3 separate regions of the Mus musculus genome follow, and regions 1 and 3 are each linked to region 2. The links are chromatin loops, found by intact Hi-C in ENCODE. Cell type or tissue: heart. All regions are shown on one strand.

The links. Hi-C counts contacts between places; a loop is a spot of excess contacts. Peaks named below come from ENCODE experiments on the same cell type or tissue, not always from the same donor. Only the 100,000 strongest peaks of a DNase experiment are listed, where the experiment ranks them.
Region 1: it touches region 2 in a loop (2.1-fold over the local background); 2 of 42 quality-filtered maps call a loop at or near these places.
Region 3: a loop joins it to region 2, with 2.7 times the contacts of the local background. A loop is called at or near these places in 6 of 42 quality-filtered maps.

The regions. Positions count from the first base shown.
Region 1 is chrX:73,011,822-73,019,821 of GRCm38, reverse strand. It overlaps Zfp185 (zinc finger protein 185), which reads right to left. Exons shown (of 19, transcript NM_009549.3): 13 at 7,194-7,382; 14 at 3,973-4,083; 15 at 3,047-3,127; 16 at 1,380-1,448. Among named protein-coding and RNA genes, the nearest start is that of Gm52421, 20 kb to the left of the region's middle. In heart, no CTCF peak of the experiment used is centred here; no DNase peak of the experiment used is centred here; H3K27me3 peaks cover 337 bases.
Region 2 is chrX:73,337,805-73,345,804 of GRCm38, reverse strand. It overlaps Zfp275 (zinc finger protein 275), which reads right to left and starts at 3,185. Exons shown (of 6, transcript NM_031494.2): 1 at 3,054-3,185; 2 at 893-968. The coding sequence starts at 920. In heart, no CTCF peak of the experiment used is centred here; DNase peaks (open chromatin) are centred at 2,684 and 3,234; H3K4me3 peaks cover 1,778 bases; H3K27ac peaks cover 891 bases.
Region 3 is chrX:73,223,224-73,231,223 of GRCm38, reverse strand. F8a (factor 8-associated gene A) reads right to left here and starts at 2,918. Exons shown (of 1, transcript NM_007978.3): 1 at 429-2,918. The coding sequence starts at 2,908. The coding sequence ends at 1,763. In heart, no CTCF peak of the experiment used is centred here; DNase peaks (open chromatin) are centred at 2,263 and 3,023; H3K4me3 peaks cover 1,924 bases; H3K27ac peaks cover 1,570 bases; H3K27me3 peaks cover 1,479 bases.

The DNA.
Region 1 (8,000 bases), 330 kb after region 2:
GCCCAGTGACGAATCAGTAATGTAGATTCTAATATTGGAACAATGGAGAGACAGAGAACCATGGTATTTGATCTGTCATGCTACTGGAATATGATATATGTCATTTGCTCCTATATAATTGTAGAATTCTCAGGCACCTGAGCAGTCCATGGTTTTTTACAAAGCTTGAGTGTATCCTCCAGAGAGTCATGTGTTAGAGGCTTTGTCCTTACTATGGCAATATGACATGTGGTAAGACTTTTAAGACGCAGGGCCTAGCAAGAGGTAAATAAGTCATTGTAGGTGCTTCCTTCTTTGTATGTTTTGTTTTTGAGACAAGGTCTCACTGTGTAGCCCTAGGTGGCCTGAAACTTGCTATGTAGTCCAAGCTGGCCTCAAATTTACAGAGATCCACCTGCCTTTGCCTCCTGAGTCCCAGGAATAAAGGCATGTGCCACCATACCCAGCCTTGGGCATTTTGGTAAAGTAGCATATACAGACTATGAAATTATCTGATAACATGACTTACCAAGTGATCTGTGACTGTCCAGAATTCAGTAATCTGGCATAATGGAAGGGACATCTGTCACCTTGCCTATATAGAAGCTCCTGTACTCGTTTGTGTTGGGGTAAATGGAGCACACTGTTAAGATTTGCTTCATCTTAACTTTCTCCCCAGTCTACCTGTGGCTTCTGAGTGTAAAGCACAGTAAGTTAGATCTCATAATAAGTGAGAAGACATATGGCAGGGGCGAGATCTCTATAACCTGTTAGTACTCAAGCCCCAGGATTCATTTCTGGCTCTGCCAGTAACTAATTTCCTGTAACTTATTCCTTCTCCCCTTTTTTCCTCACTGTAACCTGGGTAGATTCACTCTCTGATGCAGATTCTTTTCTTTCCTATTCCAAGAATTTAAAAATAACCTTTTTTTGTCCTTAAAACCATCCTTTTATTGCTGACATCTAGCGATCAGTTCCATGGCTCTAGGACATTGTGCATTCTTAGTTCCGTCTTCTTGATAATAAAACAAACAAACAAACAAAAACATTTTTCTCTACATACCAATCTCTTGTGTAGTTGTTTCTTTCAACATCTATTCAGAAGTGCAAGTTAGTCAAATGAATCATTAGATTCGACTCTGAAGAGTCTATCTTACTGACAAGAGCCTCCTTAGGCTCTCTTTCAGGCCCTATTTTTCATCTTGGTTTGCAGGCTTCAGTTGCCGTATATGTGACATCCCGATTGGGGTAGTAACACCTTATGCAGTGTTCCACTATATGACAGAATTGCAAACAGATCAAAAGCCTCAAAGCAGCAGAGAAAGACCCATGTGGAGGTCTGCCTTAGGACTCTCTCACCTACATAACTGGAAGACCTCTGTTCAAGAAAGCAGACATACCTCTCAGAAGGAGTACCTTCATGTGGGGCTTTCTTTGCCAGATCCAATGAGTCTTCAATGCTGCTGGGACTGCAAGAAGTGTAATGGAGAAGAGGGCACAACATGGGCCACATCATTATCATAGTCATACATAGAAGACACTTTTCTCATTAGCCTTGTGGCCACACACAATTAGAGATATGACTACACTGACAGTCATCACCATTGTGATCAGAAATCACTTTTGGTACAAAAGCTTGTGCTAAGGAGGCACATTTTTCTTGGTGAGGAGTTCTTTCATGGAGAATGAAGAAGACACTCTGGTAAGATTCTTGAGACTTATGTACCAGTGGGACCCTCAGTTCCTTTGACCAGCAGAAAAAAAGTAGAGTCTTACTACATATATTTGTGTATGGACTACTATGGGAACTTTTAGGAGCCTATACACTGAAGAAATCAGAATCTAGATATACTGCCTACTTTTATGACAACTTGATATAAGCAAGAATCATTTGAGAGATGAGAGCACTTGGGGGAAATGTCTCCATAAGATCAGCCTATAGAAAAGGCTGTAGGGAAGTTTCTTAACTAGTGATTGACATGGGAAGGCCTAGCCGATTTTGAATGGGGCCACTCCTGGGCTGGTTGTCTTAGCTTCTTTAAGAAAGCAGGCTGAACAAGCCATAAAGAGCAAGCCAGAGAGCAGCATCCCCCCCACAGCCTCTGCATCAGCTCCAGTGCCGCCTGGGCTGCTGCATCAGCTCCTGCCTTCAGTTTCAGAAAGCTGAGAACAATGCAGAGGATGGAGGCCTGGCTTGTGAGGTGCCAGAGAGCAGTCACAGGATCACTTAAAGACTCTATGGAGGCCTGGTATATTTTAAGAATCTGTGGTATTGATGAGCTGGGACAGACTGATTGGCTGTGAATAACAAGGAGCAAGCAGCACTCAAATGAAACGTTTCCTATACTGGGATAATCAATGCTGGTTGGCTGGAACTGATAATTTAGTGGGGATCACCAGCATCACGGAGGTGAAACCCTTTGTGAAGTATGCCCTCAGCATTAGCACTCAGAAACTCTGCTCCAGAGGTGCCCAAGGCTCCACCCTGTCCTGGCAGCTGAACTTGGTAGTCAGCCAGGTGGCACTAGATTTCATGGCATGGACTGGTAAGTCTGGAGGGCTTTGGGGGCTTGGTAGCATGTGACAGGACTGGAGACCCTGAAGAGAGGCTGGGAGAGGCTATTATTGGTTAAAGTACAGTCCAGTTGCAGCAAGAGACCCCAGTTGGCTTAACAGCAATATGTCTGTGTGTCACCCCCTGGTCCATTGTGCTGGCTAGTTTTATATCAACTTGACACAAACTAGAGTGTGAGTGGGTGGAATAGTACTGAAAAGTCTCGGAAGTAACTTCTTGCATAGCATCAGAAAGCAAACAGGGGTTCAGTGGGTCCATCTAGCATGAAAGAACATGGGGGCTAGATTTTCTATCCACCTAACTAGAAAGACAATCTGAAAATCCATAAATCATGCATTAGTAGGCAGCATTGCAGTATGCTGTCACTTACTGGAAGATTACCCAGTAGGTACTGTCCACTAAGTCCTGCTTGAGGTAGCAGGATGTAGGAACGAAGGCAGTACTGGGCCTAGTACAGGCTATGACAACAGATCAGCTGAAACCTGTTCTTACCTGTCACAGTGTGAAGACACTGGCTTCCCAGAAGACACTTCACTGGTATTCATGTACTCCTTCACGAAGAGAATCCCTTTGCTGTAGAAGGAGCACAGCAAAATAGCAATGTGTACTAGAAGATTCTAGAGGACTGGGCCTGGCCCACAGAGGAGAGTCAGTGCCCCTAGCCCGGCGTGAAGGAAATGCAGAAGCTCAATGAAGGCGTAGGGTAGAGGGGCAAGTGGGCTCCACAAGCCAGGCTGCAGGGGAAGCTGCAGACAGATGGCAGGCTGCTGATGCCATTGTACATGGACACTCATGCCTTCCCTGAAGCGGTCACCTGCTACACTTCCAACTCCATTATCAATCGGGTTCCAGGGGCCTACATTAACCTTAATCTATGTTTTGGAAAGCCTCTGCAAGCGTTAGAAACAAGGTTTGCTTCAGGCTGGCTCAGTGTAGCCCCACCCTTGACCCTCATTTCCATGTCCCAGCCCCCTGGCCTAATCAGCAGAGATCTTACACATACTGCTCACTCAGCGGAGTCCTTGAATTGCATCCCTTCTTGTAGGCTAAGGGTATTCAACAGTACAGGGAAAGCAGTGAAAGAGGGGTGGAGAGATCAGCCTGGCCTCCATGGCTTTCATACAGAGGGCAAAACCTCCCATTGGTTGTATCTGCTAGCTTTGTATGTTCCACGTCTTGTTGAGCTGAGAAGGAAAGCATGTTACAGTCCTGCCAATAGGCTTGGAGAATGTAAAATTTATACTTGAGGGACTAAGGACTATATTCTATCTGTGCATTTGCTACTGGGATGCTAGGAGCTGGAAAAGACATAAAAGAGAAAACAGCAGAGAAGGAAAGTGGTATCCTTTACTTGCAAGGAGATTATAAGGAAACCCCATGCTAAAGGACACCAAGACTTGCTAAATGGCCCTTCTTACATAGTTGAGCTGGAGTCCACCTTGCTTGAGACACCAGGAACACACAATTGAGATTGTTCAGAGGTGTCAGAGATGGTAACAGTGACCATGCAGCTTGAAGGGCTCATCAGCCTGAAAGAAACGAAAAAAGAGTAAGCATGTCTCTACTTCTTGATTCAAATAGAACTTTCTGCCCTAACCCCAAAGTTTGCAACTTCAAGACCTTTAAAAGCATGCCAGTGTTTTGGGAACAGTCGGTGCAAATCCCTTATCATTGCTCTTGAATGACTCATGCGTGAGACTGCCATTTTCCAATTTTTACTCTGAATTCTGGACTGCAGGCTAGGGTATTGGTGTTGGTAACTTGCCCGTCAGGTTACTGGGACTGTGGCAGCCAGGGTGGAGGAGCAGGGAAAAACAGTCTAGTTTGCTAGTTAAGAAATCAGACAAAACAATCTTTTTGTAGGACTAACTTCCTCACCCAATATCAAAGTCTGGAGAACTGCAGGCCATGGGCGGAGAGTAGATTATTGAGGAGGCAGTCACCCTGGCTGCGACACATGGCCCTGATCCAGGATGCTGACCCCCCTCCCTAGGTAGCTCACAAGTACAAAGACTGGAGTTTGGATCCCCAGAATATACATAAAAATCTAGGCAATGCAGCAGCCACTTATAACCCCAGCACTGCAGAGGTAGGCCCCGTGAAAGGATCCCCGGGGCAAGCTGGCTAGCTTAGTAGCAGAAATTAGCAAGCTCCAGGTTCAACAAGAGACCTGGTCTCAATAAAAATAAAATTATCAGATACCTGATGCCAATTTTGACCTACATACACGCACCAATACCCACCATGCACCTATACACGCATAAATGTACACATAGCGCACATATACCCACCCAAAACATTATTAAGGTGGAGACTGATAAAAATACCTGACCCTATCCTCTGGTCTCCACATACTCATACACATACATGGGTAAGCATGTCTCATACACATCACAGACACACAGATACACACACACAGACAGACAGACAGAGAGAGAGAGAGAGAGAGAGAGAGAGAACAGCAGCACTGAAGAGATAAAATTAAAAAAGAAAAAGAAGACCCCCAGACCTGCAATGTAGGTAGCAAGAGGCCTCCAGAGTTCTTCATACCCAGCGGGAAGGAAACATCCCAAGTTCTTCCCAATGATCTCCTCTCCCTGAGCTACAAAAGCCCACTTTCTGTTCCCCGGTTCCCCTTACTCCATTCCTGTCAACCTCAGGGTCCATCTTATGGGCCCTTCCTGGTTCCTTGTTTTTGTGTGGTCTTTCTTTCCAGCTGCTGCAGATCTTCCTCGTCAATAACACTTTGCCTGCGTCCCTCTATGTCATATTACAAGATAATTTTTCTTGGCTTATTACAAACAGAAAAACAGTGTGCGGAGTCTGCTGGTGAACAGTACGCTCTCTGGGCTCCAACTGTATCCTCATTCCTGCTAAGACTCTTGGAACTGAGATATGGAAAGGCAGAGGTGAGAACAAGACAGTGGCAGAAGAAGCCAGGAAGCCCAAGAAAGAAAGGAGTACTGGAGTGAAAACTTAAGGCTTCTTTAAAAAGTCAGTTATGTTGGAAGGTGTTTAGTTGGGGCAAACAAGGGAAGGAGTATTTTTTTTTTAATAGACACAGGTTAAAGACTAAGACAGAGGGTATGGGGGACTTTTGGGATAGCATTGGAAATGTAATTGAGGAAAATACGTAATAAATAAATAAATAAATAAATAAAGACTAAGACAGACTCGTAAGGGAATGTTTAGCTGAAGCAGACATAAGAGAAAGGCTGCTTTGGTAACCATATGCACGTATTGGTCTGTCTTACATTGTGTACTGGAGCTCTATTTGTTGGGAGAGAGAAACATAGTAAGAAGCTTTTGGTGGTGTGTTAGTTTTTTGTCACTTTTGTGTATTGGGTTGCTTGACAAAATGATGTCAACTGAGACAGACACATGTGCAAGACTGGTGCAGGACACGTGATGTTTAGAGGGCATATAAAAACAACTTAACAGACAGTGACAGAGTAAGTAAACTTGGCTTGTTTATACAACTAGTTGGATAACATTTGTTGGTCTTGTGTCTTGGTTCATTTTCGTTTTGTTGATAGAGACATAGTTGAGAAGTTTTCCTGGCATCTCTTTGGGTATCTCTTGACTTGAGCAGAGGCTGAGGCCTCGCTGTCTCTGTTCATTTGTGTTTCTTATTTCAACTCTATCAAATTAAACTGTTGGTCTATCTATAAAGTGTTTGTGAATGGACTGAACTATCATTATTAACCTATGAATTAAATTGTTGATTTTTAGACAATATAGACAAGAGTTGTTTTAAAGAACTTTTAAAAATAAATCTATTATTTTCAATATCCTTTCTTTCCCACTACCTCTGGTGGATGGTGGGCTAAAAGAGAGGCTAAAGTATTTAAAAACCATCATTAGAGTAAGCCGTAAAAAATGAAAGTTACAGAGTACGGAGGATTGCTGATTTAATCCTAGCCTCTAATGGATTTTATTTATAAATAAAAATTGACAGAATAGAACGGAGAACAATCATACTATAATTTGAGAAAATATTATATAAGCATCCTTGGTGTGAACAGGCCCTGCACTTCTGAGGCTAGGAGTCAGAAGGCTCACACGGTGGGAGGCCTGAGTTGCTCTCAGAAGAGTGGAAGGGGAAACACTATTTCCTACTGCTTTACCCCCTGGTCTTTTGGACTCTCACAGAAAACGTATGACCCTTGTTTCCTCAAACTCCTGCTGTTAGCCTATTTCAGTTGCCACACACGCCTAGGTCAGCACCACAGAGGTCAATTATTGACTCACTGGTGCCTTCTCTGGCCATCCTGGTAGTAGTAACAGTGAAAGAACTCATCCAACTGGCAGCTTTAGTGATGGCAATACTATAATAACCTCATTCATAGCAGGCTCTACTTTTCTCAGACCTTACAACCCCATGAATAGGGTTGTAAAACACCCCATATCCGTAACTCCAACCCACATCAGTTTTCCCACTTCAACTGGTTGGTGGATAACATGGTGCTCTCATTCAAATGACTCCAAGAGACCACCTGCACTCAAATCCTTCTGCTTTTTAGCCTCTCATAGCTGCGAAGAGAAATAGGCTTGTGCTGTAAGTGCCGTAAGTGTTTTTCCTAGATCGTGGCCCCTGACAGCTGCGACGGGGCAGTAAGAAGGTAGTGTGGGCTCTTACATGTTAGTACAGTCCTCGGCTTTGATTTGCTGCTCGGCTCCACTGGGGCTACCCTGTGGCTCTAGGATGCTGAGATCTGCAAGTTGCTGAGAAGCCACAGTTGGGTCACTTTGTCCATCTTGTAGGGTGCCAGGTATTTCCTTGATGATCTTGGGGGCTGCATTGTTCTCCTCACAAGAATCTGGAGTGCTGAGAAAGAATGAATATTGTATATCATATACAGAGAAGAGCAGAGGCTTGACCCTTGCTGACCTCTGGAATCTGAATGTTACTTCCCAAGGGCACTGGGAGACCCATCTCAAGAGGCAAGCAGCCCCCCAATTCCCAGAAAGCAAGCAGTTTTGAAAGTGTCCTAAGTTAAACCACCAACAATTGAGAAGATAAAGAAAATTGGAGAGTTGGGGTCAGGAGGTCTTGCACAAGCTCATGGCTTATGCCAAGCATGTTCCTGGTTTAGAGAAAGAGTTATGTTCCTTCTTCATGCACCAGTCCCTCAGGGATGTATCTATGCACTGGCTTCCAGACTGCTCTTATACCCTCCTCTCACTTGTCATCTATAAACTGACAACCCTCAGGTCTCTAGTCAGTGGTCAGATCTTAACTCAACTCTAACCTAGTGGGCTTCTTGTCACCTAGGTCTCCTACAGGCGCTTCAGAGTCAACATGGCCCAATGACCTTAATATTGTCACATCTGCACAGCATCTCCTCTAACTTCCTCATCCTCAGCTAGTTCCTTTCAACATCCAGCCTGTCACCCCAAACAGAAATATGGAAGCATCCCTGGGTACTACTTTTCCATCACTATT
Region 2 (8,000 bases):
TTTACCTGAAAGAACAGAAATTGAGGGTTGAATTTAGCAGACATAAAACAACCTATATCATAAAAACTGGGAAATAATTTGGCGTCTTTGTACTTCCCTAGACAGGCATTATCTTTCTGCAGCTGTAGGGGAAGAAGAGGCAGGAATACCACTCAAATAAGACCCATCTGGAAGTTTCCAGAAGCTTTCTAGGGTGCCTCAAACACCTAGAATGCCTCAAGTATTGACATGAGAACCTGCAGTAGGAATATCTTCAGAACATGTGTTTTTTAGGTTTTATCATCAACTTGACACAAACCTAGAAGAGGACCCTTAATTGAAAAGTGGTCTCAATCAAAATGTCCCATGGCTATGTTTAGAAGACATTTTCTCAGTTGATGGTTGATGTTGGAGGAGACCATCCTTAGGCAGGAGGGCTAAAGTTAGCTAAGCAGTGAACCAGAGAGCAGGTCTGTAAGTAGTGCTCCTCCATGGTTCTTGCCCCGGCTTCCCTCAATGATGGATTATGACCGTGAAGTGTAAGCCCATAAACTCTTTCCTCCCTTAGTTGCTTTTGCTCAGGGTGTTTTATCATACCAACAGAAAATCAAACTACAACATATCATAAAGCTTGTGCTGTTCAACTCCCTTTAGGGACAGAGTAAATGTGCTTTAAGCTTATGCACACTCAAAAGAGATCTGGTCCCAACGGGGGCTTTTAGCCCCCTTTCCCTGGTGCTATATGTGTCTAAAATTGTCAGAATTGTTTCTGGGCAGGTAGTTCAGCAGCACTAGCATATATAAGCTTCAAGAACTCCAATACTTCTTCACTATCTTGTATCCCCACCCATGGGCCTTCCAGCAGCACAGCAGCTTTACCACCTTCAGACAGGCTATAAACACCTAGACTTACCTAAAAATGACACACAGGGATGACTCATCTTGTTTAGAGCAGTTCCAAGAGATTAGTCCTGTAGGGAAGGTCTCACCTGTTGGATTGAAATAAGTTGGGTGAACAGAAGCAGCTCATAGGTGTACCTTCCAGGAACCTGTACTTTTCATACTGAGTGCTCAAGGGCAAGACAAGCTGTGTAATTGAAATGGTACTGCCAAGGTCTGGATGTGCCTCAGTGAGTCCAGGGTGCAAGTACTGAGTGGACCCAGGGGCTACAGGTGCTCCTGGCCTTTATGTTCCCAAAGGAACGTGGCAGGCCAGAAAGTGGGCAAGAGGCCCATGGCCCCATCTTGTGCTGTGAAATCTGGCTGCTACTCAAAAGTGCAGAATCCTAAAAGGCCAAAAGGGATGACTGTCTTACCAGGAAAATCTGTTTCTCTTAGAATATTTGTGTCAGTGTGTATCTTTTTCTGTATGTGTGGGTGGGAAGGCATCTGCTTTCTCTGTTTTGCCTAGGCACCTGTCTCTGTTGAAGTTTCCCTCTTTATTCCATTCTATAAAAAGCCAGAAAGTAGAGCAGAAGGGGATTTTATATTGTTTGTTATGTTTAATCGAGGGAAGGTTTATGTTCCCATTTCTCCAATACCGTGACATCTTTCTAAAATTCAAAATAAAATTTAGAATCATTGAGGGTACACCATCTGGATTTAAAATATCCCAAACTGGGAGTGTGGTGAGATGCTATGCAGCTGCACTGGGCCATCTAAGGGGCCCAGATAGTTTTACAAGGGCTGGATCACTGTTAGAAACCAGGCTAATGATTCAGTGAAAATTCTAGTGGTAGAGCCACAGGTCTGGGTGGCTGTACAGAATTACTATCTTTCAACATGCAGACATAGATTGAACCTGTTTAGAATTTGGATACGCCCCCACATCTCATATCAGACAGCTTTCCTACCCAGGAACTTCCTTCTCAGGCTATGCTGGTGGTTAGATTTCTGACAAGAGAACTCACACTATTTAGCTGATTTTTCCAAGGGGTCTATCATTAACAGGAGGCTAGAAATCACTGCTCTATGTGATTCTAAATACAGATTCAAGGCCACTATGGGGCAATGGACCAGACTGTCAGACACTGAATGTTGTTTCTATAATAATGTCCAATGGGAGAGGGGGTAAGGTAAGGTAAGTCCTACCAGGAGAGGTACTATTCCATTAGCCCCATTTGAAATTTTCTCCTAAAGGAAAATGTAGAGACCGAGATTTAAGAAGAAATGTTCCATTGACCAAGGAGACTGGAGAGGGTTGCCTGCCTCTGAGTCCAAATCTGGTTAGAGGGTATCAGCTGCACAGGGTGAGCCCTCTGGGAAGAGCGCCAGAAATGGGGGTGGGGGCACTGAAAAGGACCATGGGCTTTGGGCAGCAGGCAAGTGGGAGTATGCATGTGTGTAAAAAAAGACATGTAATTAATCACCCAAATATAGACTGGAGCAACCAGCAAAGGAGTTTAGAAGGGGGCAATGGAGTGGTGCCAGAAAATGTGGTTCCAAGGAGGGCCACCTTAAAAGGTCTCTTCATCTGGCGAGAATTCCCTTCTACACCCCCAAATTTCTGCCCCAGGAAACGTACCTGCTCCCGTGCAGTCACCACTCAAATGGAAAGGTAGATTCCCCTCCCCCCAGCCCCTAAGCAGATCCTTCTTCAGGGCCCCAGAGGCCCAACCCCTCCCCCCACACTAGGGGAAAGTCCCTTCAGCCCTAAAGACAGCCCCAAGGACTCCGAGTCGCTGGGGGCTGTGTGTGTGTGTCCACCCCCAGCTCCTGACCCGTCCCCAGTGCTTAGCATCCTCCAAAGAGCAACACAGGCCTCAACACATCCGCGATTCCCGCCTTGGACCGCTGCCCCCAGCCCTGCACTAGAAGGCCTCCGGGCCTCGCCATGCCCACCCACCGCCAAAGACCTTTTCTTTTGACCCCTGGTTTGCTCCAAGGCCCAGCAGCATCCCACTCTACGAAACGCTCCCTTCCCCTTATATTCTTCCGTGGTCCACGCATTCACACAGGCCTCCCAGCACAGCCTCCTGCCGCCCCACACGCTCTCTCGGCCACACATCCTTGCTCACGCACACAATCTCATGATCACTCGAGCTGCACATCCCTCCCATAGTCCGCACGCTCACCCGGCCCACGGCGCCTGACTCTGGGCCCTTGCAGAAGAAGAGCGGGCGCGTTGTAAGCAGGCCCGGCGTGGCAGGAAGCGCCACGGAGCCGCCAGTGCCTGGCGGAGCCCAGAAGCCCGGCAGCGCGTTTCCGGAGCCGGGGGCGCCGCCTGGGGTACTGAGATCGAAGCCCCGCCTCGGCCTCGGTCCCGCCCGGCCTGTCGGCTGCGATTGGCCTGAGAGGGGGGTGGGACAGAAGGGGGCATGTCTGGGGCGGGGTGAGGAGAGGAGGTGGGATAGATGAGACTAGGGGAGTAAAACTCATGAATCCTAAGTGATGAGTGTGGAACGAATGTAAAAACAAATAATGAATAAATAAATGAGCAAAATAAATTGTTAGTGGTGAAGACAATGAAGAAATTGACAAGGCCAGGGCCTTTAGAATGATGGTAGGGCTGGAGGAGGGCACTCAAGAAAAGAGTGCAGGGGTCGGAGTCCTTCTTAAAGTCAGACCTGAGCCCTGTCTATGCCAGACATCAAGAATACAACAGTGAACAAAACTAGACCCTAATGCCTATCTTAAGAGCCACACACCAGGCACTCCAGAGCTCCTGTGAGAGTACTGTAAGCGTATTAGGGACCACACAGCAATAAATAAACAGTAACCTGAATTTCAGAATGGCAGTTTATACCATGAATCCCAAAACAAGCGTCTTGGTTCAGATGTGTTGTAAGCAGCTGCCAATTCAACTTCACTGCTTTGCATTTGTGCATCCTTGGCAGCACAAGTAACTGTTTTCTTAAATATACTGTCTGGTTTCCCGAGGGAGGCACTAATAAACAAAGATCAATACAACATCTCCCGCCCCGAGAAGAGTGATGAGAACTTCACTCAGTATCCATCCAGGTGATGTTTGGAATGACCAGGAGGTGTGGAGGTGTGTGTGTGTGTGTGTGTGTGTGTGTATGCTTCTGTGACACTGCAGTATCTGTGGGCAAAAGCAACATCAAAGATAAACATCTATAATTTTGACATATCCAGTGTAAGAAAGGAAAGTCTGGTGCTGGAGAGATAACTCAGCCTGTAGAGTACTTGTCTTGCAAACCTGAGGACCTGTGAGGAACTTCACTTCCCAGTACCCATGTCAAAAACGAGAAGTCCACTTTTTTTTTTACTGTCCTTTTAATTTTCTGAGACAAAATTTGCTATCAGTAAAATGTATAAATCTATATGGTAAGTTTTGACAAATACCTTTCCTAAACCCCCCTCCAGACACAAACCATGATGAGAAGTCTGGAAAATTTCCAGTCCCATTGCACACATCCTATTTCAGCACAATTCCACAGGAACGCCACTATTCTAAAATTTCTCACTATCGACAGCCTATTTGAGTAATTAATTCCTGTTGCATGGGAATGAAATATATAGTATGTACTATTATCTACTACTCTGTCTGAATTCTTTCCTTTACTCTGATGCTTTTGGAATTCCTCTATATTGCTGAAATATATTTCCTTTCCTTTCATTGCTGAGTCATTTGCCATTGTACTTTACCATGTGGGCTGTTCCTAATTGGAATTGTTATTCACTATATGAACAGTGGTGTATATTTCTGAGTGAACATATGCTTTGTTTTTTTTTTCTGGAGTAAAAACCTGAAAGGGAGAATTTGCTACATAATAGGGTAGTTGTATGTATTATTAGCAACTGCCAGAATGTTTTTCAAAGTGGATACACAATTGAGACTCCTACCAGAAATGTGTGAGAGTTCATTTTATTTCTCATCCTCATCAACATTTGGGTTGCCAGCCTTTATTTTTATCCATTCAAGTGGGTGTGAGTGATTTCTGTGATCATTTCCTTGATGACTAATTACATTAAATATGTTTTATGTTTGAAGTGCTCATTTCTGTATCTTTCTTTGTAATGTGGCTGCTCAAATCATTTGCCTAACTCTACACAGTTTTGTGTGTGTGTGTGTGTGTGTGTTTGAAAATTAAACCATATGTGCTGGAATTTGACATACAAGAAATTGCATGTTTAAACTACGGTAATTGAACTGTGATTTAAGCACCATACTTCGGTAAGGTTTCATAAACATGCATGCAACTATGAAGTCTTCATCTAAATGAGGTCAATAGTGTTTCTATTATCCTCAAAGTTTCGTCAGCCCCTGCTAATCACTTTCTCCTTCTCCACTATGGCCAGGTAGCCAATGATTTGCTTAGTGTTCCCAAAGTTGTTTGTATTTCCTAGAGTTGTACATTGTACCCTGTTTGGTGGCTTCAGTCAACAATGTGATGATATTCTTAGTCTGTTGTGCGTCTACAATAAAACAGTCCAGAAATTGTCAATTTGATCTAATATATTAAGAAGTGAGAATTTCAAGAGATGCTACATGAATCAAAGATGTTTGTTTGTTGCTAATTTTTCTTGCTATCATCTCCAATAAAATATTGAACAAAAGGTATGAGAGTAGACATCCTGATTTTGGAAAGAAAGCATCCACCTTTTGATCTTAAGCATGCTATGACTTAAGAGTTTCTCACAGCTATTCATTGGCATGTTAAGAAGTTTGCCATCTTGTTTTCTGGGAGTTTAAAATAATTCTTTAAAAAATCTGCAGTGGGGCTGGAGAGATGGCACAGCAGCTAAAAGCAAAGCACTAACTGCTCTTCCAAAGGTCCTGAGTTCGAATCCCAGCAACCACATGGTGGCACACAACCATATGTAATGAGATCTGACGCCCTAAGATAACTACAGTGTACTTACATATAATAAGAAATAAATCTTTGGGCCAGGGCGAGCAGAGGTCCTGAGTTCAAATCCCAGCAACCACATGGTGACTCACAACCATTTGTAATGGGATCTGATGCTCTCTTCTGGGGTGTCTGAAGACAGCTACAGTGTACTTACATATAACAATAAATCTTTTTAAAAAATCTGCAGTGGTACTGGTTAGTTCATAATGTTGTTGCACCTACAGGGTTGCAGATCTCTTTAGCTCCTTGGATATTATAGTTGTTCCACCTGTAGGATTGCAGACCTCTTCAGCTCCTTGGGTATTTTCTCTAGCTCCTCCATTGGGGGCCCTGTGATCCATCCAATAGCTGACTGTGAGCATCCACTTCTGTGTTTGCTAGGCCCCGGCATAGTCTCACAAGAGACACCTATATCTGGGTCCTTTCAGCAAAATCTTGCTAGTGTATGCAATGGTGTCAGCGTTTGGAAGCTGATTATGGGGTGGATCCCTAGATATGGCAGTCTCTAGATGGTCCATCCTTTTGTCACAGCTCCAAACTTTGTCTCTGTAACTACATATGTATCAAAAGATGACCTAATCGGCCATCACTGGAAAGAGAGGCCCATTGGACACACAAACTTTATATGCCCCAGTACAGGGGAATGCCGGGGCCAAAAAAAATGGGAATGGGTGGGTAGGGAAGTGGGGGGAGGGTATGGGGGACTTTTGGGATAGCATTGGAAATGTAATTGAGGAAAATATGTAATAAATAAAAAAAATCTGCAGTGGATGTTGGAGTTTCTCAAATGTTTATGTTGCAATTACTGAGCTAATTATCCAGTTCTTCCTTTCTTCATTTGTTAATAAATTGAATTACATTTTGATTTGTATTTCCTTGAGCAACTTTCGTCATGGTGTGCAACCCTTTAACACTTTAAAAGTCACATTGCTAAAAATGTTTTTTAGAATGTTTTATGTATGAGTTCATAAAGCATGTTGATTTATAGTTGTCTTTTTTTTTTCATTTTATGAGGCAGAAGCTCACTACCAAGACTAGAAAAAAAGAATAGCAAAGTAAGTGAAACATAAGTAAGTACAAGTAAGGAGGTATTAGAGACGAGAGCAGAGATCAAAGAAATAGAAAAAGACAAACTGGGGATAAAATGAGCAAATCATACATAACCCTTGGAAGGTTAAATAAGAAAAAAGTGATATATGGAATCATTGGTATCAGAAATGAGAAATACATTACCACAGATCATGTAGGTATTAAGAGAAGAAAGAGGGCATATAATGAGAAGTTTCACACCCATCATTTAAGAAGTTAGATAAAATGGACACAAGTCAATTTTCCAAACTCAGAAGCATAACAAAATATGAATAGCCCTAGAGTTTGTAAACAAACTTAATTTTAAAAAAGTTTGATGTAGTGAGAATTCTGAAATTTTGGTTTCTTAAAAAAACTCAGAAATATTATAAGAATATATATATATATTGATATATATATATATATATTGGTTTTAGTCCCAGGTGTGGGGAATGGTGCTGCTTTAGATTGTTCATAGCAGCTGACTGATTTGCCTCATGTTCTAGCAGGGGCATGGTTTTGCCACCTGCAAATAGTTTCTGTGATTGTGTGACATTTGGAATTCTGGGAACTTTCAGAGGGTATATAAATGTTAGGGCCCTGAGAGGTGGGGTTGGGGGTCTTTGCAAGGGGGGGTGCAGTTTATTAGTAGTCAAGAGGAAATTAGATTCAGTGCTTTTCTCTCTCTCCTCTCTCTGTCTCTGTCTCTCTCCTCTCTCTCTGTCTCTCTCTCCTCTATCTCTCTGTCTCTCTCTGTCTCTCTCTGTCTCTCTCTCTCTGTCTCTCTCTCTCTGTCTCTCTCTCTCTCTCTCTCTCTCTCTCTCTCTCTCTCTCTCCTCTCTCATTCTTTCTTCCCATCTGGTGAGTCTAGGGATATAGCTCAATGGAGAAAAGCACTTACCGCCTGTGGTGCCTGTTCTTGGCTGTCAACTTGACTATATTTGGAATGTACTAAAACCCAAATGTCTCAGCATGCCTGTGAGGGATTCTTTCTTCCTTCCTTCCTTCCTTTCTTTCTTTCTTTCTTTCTTTCTTTCTTTCTTTCTATTAATTTACTTTACATCCCTATCACAGCTCCCCCTCCCTCCTCTCCTCCCAATCCCTCCCTCTCACTTCCTTTTACCACATGCTCCTCTC
Region 3 (8,000 bases), 110 kb after region 2:
ATATTCTCTTCAAGATTATCTTTGGAATTAAGGTTTTAGCTTAATGGCAGAGCCTTTGTTTAGCAAGTACTATACCTTGGGTTTGGCCCTCAGCATTGGGAAAAATCTATCTCTAGGAATTCCCTAAGAACCACTGACTGCATTGTTCACTCTCATTTCAGGCAGATAGCAGAAAGGACAGTGTATGGTTAGTTTGAGGTGGGACCTTTAGGATACATTATTCTGAAAGTGTATCCGATGGGAAAGTTGCTCTGCCTAGGTCTTTTGAATTTCCCAGGCTTTTGCCATCATCATCTTGTAACACTTTCAGATACTGACAGCAAGAAAGTCGCCAGCCGACCTTGAACTTGAAGGATATGCCAAAATAAACCTGTTCTTTATAGCTAGCACCACCTTTGTGTGTTTTGTTATTAGCAATAAGAATCAGTAAGGCATTAAATTTATGGAATTCATTGGTTTTGTACATATACCCCATAGGCCAATTACCAGCTGGCCTTATAGAATGGTGTTCTAACTTGGGGTTAAATAGGGTGACAATGTAGTGGGAAAACATTTAGGAAAGTTGGAATGCTACCCTTGCAGGTGTGCTGGGTGCCTTAAACCAAGATTCAATATATGACACCATATTTCTGAAAGCAAAGATGCATTGATCCAGGAACTACAGAGAAAAGTAGAACTGGCTTTGTATCACTTAATACTCAGTCAGAAACATTTCTTTGCTATTTGCCCCAGCAACACTGGGTTACATAGTTTAGTACCTCTAGTTTTCAAGGTCAGAATATTTAAGGGAATACCATTACAGTTTTATGCAATTAGATTTCTCAGAACATGGTCCTGAAAGGCAGAATAGAACTTAGGTATTGGCTGTGAAGACAGATCTCGATTGTACAGGGGTAATTGTGTTGTGGTACACAGTGAGAGCAATCAAAACCCTGGTTTGGAAACAGAGGACCAATTCTAAAAACTTTGACTCATCTCTTGCCAAAAACTTCTGGATAACAGAAATTTGCTGCAACCCAATAAAGGCAGGATCACCAAAAGATCACAGATGCTACTCAGGAGAAAGGTTTTGGTCATTCCATCAGGAAGAACCTGGGCTAGCAGAGTGTACAGAAGATAAAATAAATCTGGAATGTATGACAGAACATGTCAGTTCTGCTTATTAACATAGTCCTCATGTTCAGATACACAGAGTATTTGTATGTAACAACAGTTACATTTTATGTCATCTGGTGCTTTTCCCACTCCCCAGACTGCTGTGCTAGTTTATATAGAAACGAAGCAATAATGTATTAAAAGAGAGATTATGCCCAAATTGTCAAATCCTCACAATTTTCAAGACACAAATATTTCTAATCTTTTCTAAATACTTCTTGGTGATGCCACACCCCACCAGGAACAAAAGAAAAGGAAATCAATACGCCAAAGGAACATCTGTCCTCCTGAGTTTATTGGCACTATACCTAGAACAGCCAGGAAAATGAATCAACATTATCTAGCAACTGACAGATGCATAAAGAAAGATTACTCCGTAGAATCTCCTCCAGCCTTAAGGATGAAGTTTTCTCATTCGAGGCAATAATGGATGGAATTGGAGGGCACTAATTTAAGTAACTTGCTAGGCACACAAAGCCAAATTAACATGGCAGCAATAGAAATGAAAAGAAAAACAAGACAAAAACAGACAAAAAAAACAGAAGCTAGATCACATGTTTCATCACCTGTCCCCAAAGATAAAACAAGTTGGTAAGAAGGTGACTTATCAGACACCCTGTCCAGAGGGAGAGATGGTTTCCTGCAGAACGAGGTGGAGGAGGTGGTTCTGCTCAGCGGTTAGCAGTGGCCACATCTCCACCTGCAGCTTCTTGATGCCTTCAGTGTCCTTTTCTTGGGCAGCCATGACCAGAGACTGCAATAACAGAAACAGCTCCTCAGGAAGCTGGCCGCTGGTATCCTGGCCATGGCCATCGAAAGCCTCCCAGGAGTACTTCTCCAGGGTCTGGGCATGCTCGGGCAGCAGCTTGGCAGGTGGTGGTTGCAGGAGCAGCAGCAGCAGTACACGGGACACCTCACACCTGACTAGGACGTCAGCAAAGGCACCGAGTGTGCCAGGTGAAGGCGCAACAGAGCCTGGGGCGTGGTCCGGGGGCTGCGGGAGGGGCAAGGTCGAGCCCAAGACAGGTCTCGGCTGGGGTCCCGACAGGGGTGGCTGGGGCCCAGAAGGCGGCTGCGGCAGCAGCTCGAGTTGCTGTACCGGGTGGCCCCCATGCTCCCGTGCCAGGCGTTGCATGCGTGTAAATAGCGCCAGGGCGCCTGTGTAGTCGCGCGCCAACAGCTGGCAGGAGGCAGCATCACCAAGCGCTTGCAGTGCGGCCAGTGGCATCAGGGGCAGGTGCAGCTGGGCAGCCCGCTGAAAGTGACCGGCAGCAGCGGCCGGCTGGCCCACTGCGCGAAGGGCAGCAGCTAGTTCCAGGCACAGTGCAGCAGCGGCGGCAGGCTGGCCGAGCTCGAGGTGCAAGCGCACAGCGGCGCCGAGGGCGCTGGCGGCCGCCTGCAGAGGCTCCCCGTAGGCGGCGGGACAGCCCAAGCGTTGGCGCGCGTCGCACTCCTGCCGCAGGAAAAGTCGGGCCGCCTCTGTGAGGGCCAGCGCTTCCCCGGGCCCATGGAAGAGCGCCTGCTGGCAGCGCGCCACAGCCAGCTGGCACCAGGCAGCATAAGGCAGGCACTCCTGGGCGCGCAGCTCCCGGGCTAGCTGGGCGAACTGCTCCCCGGCCTCGGCCACGTTCGGCTTCCTCAAGAAGCGCTTCTTGAGCTTGTTGGACACCTGCCGATAGCGTGCCAAGAAGTCCCCAGCCTCTGAGCCTGGCCAGGCACCGCCGCCCAAGGAGGACGCAGAGCCCGCAGCCATGTTGACCGGCTAGCCGCGCCGCCTTACTTCCGGTTGAGGGAGGGCTGAGGGGGAACAGCTATGACTAACGCTACGCTGCGCCTAGCCCACAATGGGATCACAATTCATCACCTCCGCTTCCGCCTCAGGCGCCCCAGCGCTCTGCTGTAGCCACAGTGATGTGCAAAGTGCTGTTGAAGGAGGGATATGGAGGACTATAAAAGCCAATCAAGGAAGAAGGGCTGGGTGCCTACCCAAACAGTCCCCGTATGGAATTAAATTCTGCGGGGGTGGGGCTTGAGTGACGCAAATGGAGGGGGCGGGTCCAGTGCCAGTCAAATATGCAAAGGATTTCTCTGCTGCCAGGATTAGCATCGTACCCCTCACTTCCTCAACAAACATGAGACCTGACTGAGCAAGCTAGTACAGGTCCTGCCATGGTGGGAGCCTTTGCTAGTTTACAGCTTATTTACAATCATATACACATTGATATACATATCACCTGCAATCATATACACATTGATTTTGAAAGAGTTTTCATGAAGGATTTTTAGCAGGACATGCACTACCAAAGGCACTTTAAATTAGCTATTGTACATGCATGTGTTTCAATTTATACCAAGTATTTAAAAACAAAGAAGGGATTCCTTTTACTTTATTTTGAACTATCTCAATTAGTCCAAATGATTACCTACCAGAACTTGAACAAAAGGGGGGAGTGTACATTATTAAATTTATATATAAAGGATTATATACTTGCACCTAGTAGAGAATTACGTGCCTGAAAATAATTTGTCAAGATGTACAACAGAAGCTAATTTTCATTTCGCAAATTCTCTTGTCTTCTCCTTAGTTTTTCATGGTGTGATACACTTGGATCCTATCCTCCAAATTCTAAAAAAGCAATCCATTGATCCAAAAGTCAAATGAACTCAGCAAATAAAGGATGTGTTAATTTTCTACTCTTATCGTGAACCAAAAAATAGAATTGTGCATAGCAGACCTATCATTTAAAAGCATCAATGGAGGCCTGAGAGAAAGCTTACTGCTTAAGAGCATTTGTTGCTCTTGCAGAGGACCTGAGTTCATTTCCCAGTAAAACACACAGACACATAAAGAAATAATTTTTAAAAACCATCAATGTCTTGATCAATCTCTCTCTGTCTCTCTCTCCCTCCATCCCTCCTGCCCTCCTGCCCTCCCTCCCTCTGAAAAAAGCCAGTATACCAATTTCTCTCTTAAATGACAACCTATCCCATAGAACAGTGATATATCACATATGTACTTTAGGTTTCAAATGAGTGCATTTATGTATATTGCAAGCAAATGTAAAACAATAAACAACATAATACAGCACATAAATAGAAGAGGCAGGCAGCAAAGTATTATCAAACCAGGCACTTACAACCTTTAGCCAAAAAGACTTAAGATAGCTTAATTAGTTAAGAGAACAAAGGGAACATCATTAAATTGGGCACTTAAAACATCCAGTGTAATGACTGGAAAGACCTACTGAGATGGGCTGGAGTTCCAGTCCTGGGCAGAACAACTTCTTCACAGACCACTTTCCAGTTTCTCATTTCCATCAAGCAGTTTTATAGCATGGGGTCAACTATTGTAATAATAATAACCTTTGTCGGAAATGATCCCTCTTCTAGCTGTCTTAAAGATGTGCTCTTTTAAACAGCCTTTGCTGTTTGTTGTTCTCCTCCCTCGCTGTCAAAAAGGCAGGGGTTAACCTGTCTAAATAAAGGGTCTCAGATGACACTTGACATAAACATGCTTAAGTCTGAGATAAGAGGGCCTCTCTTGTTCTCAGTGCGAGATCTCAACAAGCACAAGCATCCCAATGCAATATAACTATATAATTTGTATTACACATATTAGCAATATGAGAATAGGTTGGAGATGTGAGCCAAATGTTTGAAACACAAATATTTCCATCTTCCCTATCCACAATAGATTTTCTAAACATGCTTTCTTTGTGTTGACAAATACCATAAGCACATAGATATTTCTCAATCACACTGTAAAACCTCATTATAAAAATCTTAAGGAATTACTTTTCAAAAAATTTAATCTTGTGGCAATTTTATAAATTCATCCACCAACCCGCAATTCTGTCAACAAAGTTTTGCTGAACAATCTCAAATTGAAAATCATCCTAAAAATACAGGTGACAAATATAGAAAGAAAAATATGTAATAAAAATTCAGAGAGAATGGAAGGCTTACCAAAGCTTTTATACCATTGTATACAAAACAGGTGATAGTTTGGGAACCAGGGAGATGGCTCCTTAGTTAAGAGTGCTTACAAGAGTGCAGGAGACACGAGTTCAGTTCTCAGCACCCACTTCATGTGTTCACAATAACCTGCAACTACAATTCCAGGTTAATGCAAGGCCATTCTCTGTCATGCACATGAATCCAATGCACATACTTACACACAGAGACAGTCAACAAAAATGAATACTAAAATGAATCTAATAAACAGTGTGACCACGATTAAGTCCTTGTATTCCTCAGTACTATTAAAATTCTAATATCATTTCAGATACTGTCATTTAAAAGAAAATTTTCTTTTAACCAGTATTAAAAACACATATATTCATTAGATGATTTGAAAATCACCACGGAGAGACCTGAATATCATGCCAACACAGTATCATTAACCACTCAGCATAATAAAAACACAGGTGAATTTGTACTTTCTGATGAAGTACATTCTATTGTGAACAGAAAGGTGGTAAAGGGGCTGGAGAGATGGCTCAGAGGTTAAGAGCACTGACTGTTCATCCAGAGGTCATGAGTTCAAATCCCAGCAACAACATAGTGGCTCACAACCAACTGTAATTGTGTCTGAAGACAGCTACAGTGTACTTGTATATAATAAATGAATAAATCTTTTAAAAAAAGAAAGATGGAGAAAAACTATATCAAATTTCTAATTATTGCATAAACAGTGGTTTCTGACCTTATGAAATCACACACACCAAACATTTCATAGGCAAAACTGATTTTATTTACCAATTTCCTATAATCCTCAGGGCTTCAAATGAAGTTAGTGCCCAGAAGGCTCAGGTCATCTAGTCATGGTCTGGAAAAGAGGCCACCATACAAGAACCAGACACTGAGTTGCCCCACCAAAGTGCACAAACTCAGCTGACTCATACCCCATGCCTTGGTGCATATGAGAAAGGCAAGATTGCAGGAAAACAGAGCCAATATTATCCCCACTTTATATGGGCCTGTGTTTCCCATTGCCCATCATCTCCCACATTCAGAATGCCCCTGTGTCCTACAGGATGTCTTCACTTCTGGTTTTGACATGTGACGGCAATCCTGCTTTTAGGCACATGCACTGGAAATGATAGGGGTTAGAAGCCTTAAAAACCTGTAGGGTTGTAGTATATTTTGGAGGAACCCAGAAACAATCCAATTGTGCTTCCAGAAAAAAAAAAATGTCGCGACCCCATGACCATGTTACATCTCATGTCACTTACAAGGGCAGAATTGACACTTCCTTCCTGCCGACTCCACAACTTTCATGTTTCCCAGGAAGCACCCTGGCAACTCAACCTTCATGACCTAGTAATTATTTTTCTGTCATTTGTGAGCTGGAAAACTCACGAACTCACATGCCCTTCACCTACTGCCTATGACTACACCTCTGGATATGCAGCATGACTGGTTTGTACAGCAGAGTGTGTGTGTGTGTGTGTGTGTGTGTGTGTGTGTGTGTGTGTGGTCTCTGTAGGTGTCACCACAAGCAGGGAAATGCTCAGCAAAGAGGTGAGAATAAAAACTCACCTTTTTGAGATCCACTTTGTCAGTTGGGATCAAACTTCAGTGGACCAGAGGCCAGGCGCTTGTTGCCAGCACATTCAACACGGTATAAGTAGGAAAAGTGTTTCCTGGTGTACCGCAATCTCCAGTGCACAAGGAAGCATAATTACACCAAAATGCCACCCAGGGCACATGTCATTTCTTCCAAGAAGATGGGTTCTGAGGCTAGGCTGTCTGTGCTAGCTTTAGGGCTTCAGGAAGGATCCCTCATGGTCTGAGCCACACAGATAGCTTAGAGGTCATTTATGCTATTACTTATATACAGTCCTGGTTGTGGCAGCATGGGTGAGCCTGTGCCTCTGCAGGTAGTATAACAGTCATTTAGACAATTAGGTATCTCCAGTCCTGGTTGTGGGAGCTAGGGGGGGGAGCCCCTGGTTGTACAGATAGCAAAAGGGTCATTTAGAATACTAGGTATTTCCAGTCCTGGTTGTGGGAGATGTGGAGGCCCAACACATAACTCAGATGAGCAGGCTTTTTTATCACTTCCGGTTTCCAGCTTTTCGGACCCAAGGACAGGTTTTTACATCTTTTCCACTGAAACCATAACCCTGCTTGCTTAATATTCCTGGTTTCCCTGGAGACCTGTGGGTGAAGTACCTTGGTGCTGCCAGCAGAGTGGGACACTGTGATAGGAGTGGTGGTGCGCCCAGGGAGGCAGACACACATCTATGTACACATTTAGACTCTGCACAATGTATTAGTAAGGGTCACAGGGTATGTTCCTATGCATCATCAGGGTGGATAGTGAACAACAACAACAACTACTACTACAACAACAAATATTTGAGCTCAAACTCGTAAGAAACAAATATGCACCAGGGAGATATGACTCAGCAGGTGAAAAGCTTGCTGAACAGCCCTGAGACTCTGAGTACAGATGCCCAGAAACCTTTTAAAACCCTCAGCACAGGGGCTTTAGACACGGGTCAGTAGTTAAGAGCACTTGGTGCTCTTGCAGAAGACCTGAGTTCAAATCGCTGTACCCATCAGGTGGCCCACAGGAACTCTACCTCTAAGGGTCTGACACCCTCTGTGGGCATCTGAATGCATGGGCACAGACAGAAACACAGACAGACACATGCAGATCCACATATATATAATAACCAAAATAAAACTTTAAAGAAAAATCTCAGCACAGCAGTGAGTGTGTGTACCAGCAGCACTAGGAGGCAGAGACAGGTGGATCCCTAGAACCCAGTGATCTAAGACCCTAGCCCAGTTGATGAGCACTGTGTCGAGAGACAGAGAGAGAGAGGGAGGGAGAG